Regions from separate parts of the Homo sapiens genome. Here region 1 is linked to region 2. The links are chromatin contacts, found by Hi-C or POLR2A ChIA-PET in ENCODE. All regions are on one chromosome and are shown on one strand. The core of a region is the stretch at or near the end of the contact, and the rest is flanking DNA. Distances in the headings are between cores, read along the strand shown. Region 1 has its middle 120 kb from the start of ACKR3. Region 2 has its middle 5.4 kb from the start of DRC11.

Region 1 (3,073 bases), core at 61-2,560, 170 kb after region 2:
ATCCACTCAGTGGCTCCAGCCAGAGGCCTTAGAACAAACCATGGTCCCCTCTGTTCCTCACACACTGCATCCACGCCCAGATGGACCTTATGCCTTTCCATCTTTCTCCATGTGCCCGGGATCCCCGTTCTACTATATCCTGTCCCCTCATGACAGCCAGGTGACGTTTTGCAACAAAACCCATTATCTACCCCCACTCCCCAAAGCCCTCCAAAATATCAGCATTGCATTAAGAATAAAATCCCAACTCCTTGCTAAATCCTGTAACTTTGGGCCCCTGCCCCCTTATCTGAACATCCCACAGGCCCCTCTTCTCACTCTTTCTGTTTTGAACCTGCTGACTTTCTCTTTATTATTGACCACATCCAGCTGTTTCCTGCCCTGGGATCTGTGCTCACGAGACTGGTGGTCTGTCTGCCTCAGCTCTCCCTCCAATGAGCAGGAGCCCTCTTCTCCGCTTCATTCCTTAGTGGAGGCTGAGCAGTCCCTCCAGATGGGGCTTCCATGCCCCTGGGTTTTCCACCACTTGGCTCCCATCTTTTTTTCATAGCAGGTAGTGGGTTTGGTCACTGCCTCTCCAGTGAGCCTGGAGGGGCCACGAGGACAGGGCAGACCCCTCCTGCTCATAAGTGGACCCCAGCCTGCACAGAAACTGGCTCCCAGCAGAGCTGGTCGTGATCTGTTGATAAAGACACAGCACCCTCTGTCCCTGGAGGTGTGGCCAGGGCACATCTACCCCGCTTTGCCTCTGTCCTTCTCACCACAACACGCTTCTTATCACTGTGCCCCCAGAATGACAGGATAGTGGTGATTGGGAAGGGGCTGAAACACACCTGACTCGGTGGATGTAGCACTCCACTGTCACACCTCATCTGTGTATGTGTGTGTGTGTGTGTATGTGTGAGCATGTGTCCATGTGTGTGCATGTGTGTATCTGTGTGTGCATGTGAGGACAGCATTTTTGGCTCTTTAAGTTTGACCTGGAATGTCCACTTTTAAATAACTGATGGCAAAGCCAAGCTGCTTGCGAAAGCAGGACCCGGTCCCAAATGCCAGTGGGGATTAAGAGGAGGTGGGACTTGTGCATCCTGGGTGGACAGGAGTCCTGAGATGTGAGCCTGGGGCCTATCTGATGACCGTCCTGAGACCCCAGCCCCACAGCAGCCCCCAGCCCACCTGCCTTCCTCAGCCTGCATGGAAGCTCCTCCATTCCCTCCAGGCTTAAATGGGAAGCCATTTCCAGACAGGAAGTGGAGAAGGGGAAAGTCAGCCATCCCATCAGCCTTTTCTGGGTATGTGGGGCTTGTCAGTGCTTGGATGGGGTCCCAGGCGGCTGGGGCGTTCTCACCAGGAACTGGCAGTCACAGGGTGGCAGGCAGAGCTGGAAGTCAGGGCAGAGGGCGGGACAGTGCGGGGGCTGGGTCAGAGCCAGGGCAGGCCAGTGCGGTGCCAGCTCACTGCAGGCTCTGCCCAGAAGTGTGTGGCAAAGACAGATTTCAGGTGTGGGTGTCTGGGATGAAGGCAGAAAGCAGGGAGAACTCAGATGGAAGATTCTGGAATAGGATTCACAGAGTCAATGGTCTGGGGGTCTCAGTGTAACTGGTGACGATAGCAGGGAGGGGGCCTCCCTGGGGACGGGGGTGGGTACAGAGGAGACAGGCCACACCCTGCTGGGCAAGGATGGCTTCCTGTGGGTCACCAGGGAGGTTGCAGGAGAAAAAATTACAGAGCTTGCCCAGAATATGCCACCCTGTTTTTGGGGTTTTATGGTGGTAAAGCTAAGTCTGCAAATTGCACTTAGAATAAATGCAAACGTATCTGGTGGCATTTTGTTTCTCTCTCATTGCCAGTCTTCTGGAATCAGGGCTGTTGTGTGTTGATCTGGGACTCCCGGGCCCTGCCTCTGTCCCTGGCCTCGGCCTGCTGGCTTGTGTGGGACCTGAATTTCGGGAGCTGTGTGCTGCGTCCTCCCGCTTCCCTATCTGGCCTGTTCTGCAGGATGGGAGGGCCAGGGGCTGGGAGTGTGTCCCCTCCCACCCTCCCTTGGAGGCTGAGCTTGGTCCTTTCAGGAGCATCAGGGTAGAGCTCCACTGAGATGGAGCCACTGCTGACTCCTTTGGTGAAATGATCCATAAGCCCCTGACTTCTCTGTCCTGAGAATTTGATTTCTTACTTTTCCAGGCTCGTTTAAAAGGAGGCACGGTGGCAACTCAGCTTATTATGGAGACTCTTTACTGCAGCAAACACACTTGCTCTTTCTCTTCTAGTTTCCTCATCTGTAAAAACAATCACAATTGTCCCCGACACATCTCCACCGAGAGTTCCTGAATGCCGTGGGAATAGTGTGCTGTTAGGGGAATTATTCTGGTTTCCAGGGCGATGTGTGTGCTGGGAGGGCCCTGAAATGGTGGTTGGGGGTGGGGAGGGGTGGGAAGGATGTGGAGGAGGCACCCAATTTCTCAGGAGCTGGTGCTTCTCCCTGCCCTCCCTCCCATGGGAGGAAGCAGCCGAAACTTGATAAGGGTTGTATTGCTTTTACCAATAAAGGGTTTCTCCTGCCGCCGCAGGCGGGGTCTGTCGTGGCTCTGCAGACATCGCACACACTCCTTCTTCACTGGGCCCCGCAGGGACTCAGGAGACAGGGCAGTGGTGGACGCTGTGCCTGCAGAAAGGACCCTGTCCCTGCCCACGGAATTGCTGTGATGAGGATGCTCCGCTGGGGGACTCCTGGTCGTGAGTCCAGGATAAAAGAATGTCTTGTTCTCAAGTGGAGAGGGCCCCAGAACGGGGATTTGAGGTGGAGCATTTTGAATTGGCGTGAATCCAAATGATTGCATACTCCAAAATATGACCTGTGTTCTCCTGACAGAAATGCACACAGGGGAAATCAAGCAGCCCAGACGCTGCTGGGGGGCAAGCGCAACTGGCAAGAGGCGGTCCACTCAGGTCCCATGCCATGGTGCATTTCCATGAGCCGGGGAGTTATGGGATATTCTACCTGGGTAAAAGTATTCTTCACACTCAGAAAGCAATTGTGTAGCCCTTTAGAGCTCACTCGTGTCAGGTGCAATGC
Region 2 (3,052 bases), core at 514-3,013:
CTTGCTACATGTGACATTTGGGCAAATATTTATTGATACTTGTTCTGTGAAAAACACAATACTCAACACCATGCAATAGAAAAAAAGTTGGCTCCGATAGGAAGAATTCTGCCTGCAGGAGTGGAGGAGAGGAGGGGATCATTCAGCAGAACACAGGCTTCTCATCACACGTGCATTTTCACGTGGGGTAATAGGCCTGGAAGGGCTGTTCCAGGTTGGTCGTCAGATCTGCTTCCTTCAGATTCGTCCAGCCCCCAGGACCCTGCCACCTCCTAAGCATCCCTTCTCTGCCAACACACTTGCAGTGAGAGGGGCGCCTGACCCCTCTGGGAAGCCCATTCTGGTTTCGGAAAACTCTCACTATTGCTCTTTGGTTTTACATTGAAGCTCCAGGGAAAAACAGAACAATCCAATCCCTCTTTTTTTTTTTTTTGTTTGAGACGGAGTCTCGCTCTTGTTGCCAAGATCTTGTGCGATCTTGACTCATGGCAACCTCCGCCTCCTGGGGTTCAAGCGATTCTCCTACCTCAGCCTCCCGAGTAGCTAGGATTGCAGGCATGTGCCACCACATCAGGCTATTTTTTTTTTTTTGGTATATTTAGTAGAGATGGGGTTTCTCCATGTTTGTCAGGCTGGTCTCAAACTCCCGACCTCAGGTGATCCACCTGCCTTGGCCTCCTGAAGTGCTGGGATTACGGGCGTGAGCCACTGTGCCCGGCTTCCAATCCCTCTTTTATGGGAGCAGTCTTTGAAAAATTTAAGCCCATGTCCACCTGTCCACCTGCACCCCCCGCCCCTAATCAAAGTCCTCTTGGTTACAGAGTAAGAACCCTCAGCTTCTTCTACATTACAAGATTTTAAGTTGTCCTTCCCTCTGTGATGCTGTTAACACAACTTAGCATCCTTCAGACATAAACCAATGAAACAAAAGCTTCTAGTGGGAGGTGGTAGGCATTTCATCAAGTAGCAAAAGGGGCCCTTCCTTGAGTCTCCACACCTTAGATCCATTGTAGGGCGGTCACGCCACACCGATGACTCATGATGCCCATAGTCAGCTAACCCCCCAAAACTGCCTACAGTGTCTCCTGCTGAATGTCTCCTCTGTTATTCAGTGCATACATCATCCCATCCAGTTCCACGTCATCCCTCAAATGATCCATGCTATTGATAAACATGTTCTCAATGACAAAGCCAGGGCGCCCCACAGCATGGCACCAGAAATGAGTTCAAGTTAGCACCAATCCACAAGTTATAAACCTGCCAGCTGTGCTATCATCTGGCTTGTATTCCTCCTTGCCCTCAACAAATCCATGAGATAAGGATTTTCAAGCGCACAGTAATATGCAGCTATATCCTAGCTATAGCATTGCCTTATGTATTATGTTAGTAACTACAGAAATTTACAATTAGGCTGATCTGGCATGTCTTGTTTTTGGAAAATCCAAGATGATAATACTTGTTATCTCTGCTTCCTTTTCTAAAAACTCACAAATCATTTTAATGGTCTGGAATATTTCCTGTGATCACATGAAGTTCACTGGGCCAGAACCTGACCTATTTTATTTTAATGAGTCATCAGTCACTCAGAACCGCACAATTCTCTCCTGTAGTTTTTTTCATTATGCCATGACAATTCAGCCAAACCAGGGAACTTGTTTCTTTACCAGGCCTGAACCGGGGTTAAAGGGTCCCAAAGCAGCTCATCTGTCTACACCTCGGTCTAAGACAACTCAAGCTGCAACAGGAAGCAGGGCCTTTTCCTGCCACACGGTGGCAGGCCAGCCACTAACCAGTCAAAGTGGGGAGGATGCAATGCTTCCTGCTGCCACCTTCTCACCCAAGGACCCAGGCTCCTTCCTCACCTCCTTCGCTAACACCCCCTCCCATTTCCCCCAGTAACGGTAAGACTAAAGCATGACAAGACAGGAATACACTGTACCAAAAGATGAGGCTGTAAATACCAAGCACAGTGGACTGAGACCTTGCCCAGGAAGGCTCCTGGCAGCTTGCGGGAGAGCACTGGCCATGGAACTGACCATTAACATCCACCAAGGAGAAGCTACTTCCTTGAAGGGCCAGAGCAGGTCCTGGGCTTCCAGGGAGGACCAGAGCTCTGCTCCATCCACCCTGGTCTCTCTATCCTACTCAGTTCCATTCCAGGGTCCCATCCTGCCAGGCCTGAGTGATATTAATAAGCTTATTTTCTCTTCTTACATGAAAACTCTGAGCTTACTTGTTTAGTAACCATTCTGTGTACCTTGCTAGGCATCTGAGGTCCAAATCATTATTTTGATTCACTTTTCAAATAATTTCCTCTAAATTGGTCACTATTTCTTCCACAATTACTATGTTTTTGTCCTAAACAGTTGATGCCTTATTTTATGTCAAATGTACATGTCTTTATACAGCCTCATAATCAGACTGCCAGGTATCTGGGAAAATGTTTTTTTCTCCGTGTTCTCAATATGTATGAATTCAGTTGGGCAAATATTATGGACACCCATACTATGCCAATCACAATACTCAATGTGGTGCAATAGAAAAAGAAACCTTTGATAGGAATTCAGCCTTCAGGGAGTGGAGTAGAAGAGATAAAGGTAGGGGGTGATTAAATGTCACAGCACAAAGTCTTTTGGGAGTTTAGAAGAGAGAGGGGCTACTTTGCCCTTGGGAAAGTGGAAGGTGTTATGCTGGTGGGATTAGAGCTAGCTACGTAAAAGGTGAGTGGGGCTTTGACCTGAGGAAATGGGAGACCATGCCAGGTGAAGGAAACAACACGGCAAAGGTAGAGCAGCAGGAAAAGTACAGGGATATGTTCGTTCGAGAGCCAGTATTTGCCTTTGACCTGGGAATCGACTCAGGCCAGATGTTATATGGACTTGATAGCAGGCCGAGAACTTTGGACTGAATTGTACGGCGACCCTCAAACTATGGAGGTTTATGTGAGCAAGATAATTGCTCACAGGGTCATGAGGCAGGGGACAATTCAAAGACAAGAAGTAGAGATGAGTGGATAAACAAAATGTGGTGTATATGTAAATAGAACAACATA

Evidence for each region. Hi-C counts contacts between places; a loop is a spot of excess contacts on that map. ChIA-PET counts read pairs that join two places held with the same protein, here RNA polymerase II (POLR2A). Pooled maps may share reads with other maps.
Region 1: a loop to region 2 is called in a map of Right ventricle myocardium inferior, with 12 times the contacts of the local background. The contact joins two enhancer-like sites. A Hi-C loop is called at or near these places in 4 of 168 maps with a recorded cell type or tissue (Right ventricle myocardium inferior, heart left ventricle, heart right ventricle and 1 more) and 5 of 50 pooled maps. POLR2A ChIA-PET finds 5 or more read pairs at or near these places in 2 of 52 experiments (A673 and MCF 10A).

What each region holds. Positions count from the first base shown.
Region 1 is chr2:236,686,386-236,689,458 of GRCh38, forward strand. No RefSeq gene overlaps it. Among named protein-coding and RNA genes, the nearest start is that of ACKR3, 120 kb to the left of the region's middle. Within about 2 kb of position 1,311, at least 4 of the 41 ENCODE cell types and tissues checked have a DNase peak (open chromatin) inside an H3K27ac peak, as active enhancers do.
Region 2 is chr2:236,511,373-236,514,424 of GRCh38, forward strand. No RefSeq gene overlaps it. Among named protein-coding and RNA genes, the nearest start is that of DRC11, 5.4 kb to the left of the region's middle. RefSeq lists an enhancer at 1,912-1,981. Within about 2 kb of position 1,764, at least 2 of the 41 ENCODE cell types and tissues checked have a DNase peak (open chromatin) inside an H3K27ac peak, as active enhancers do.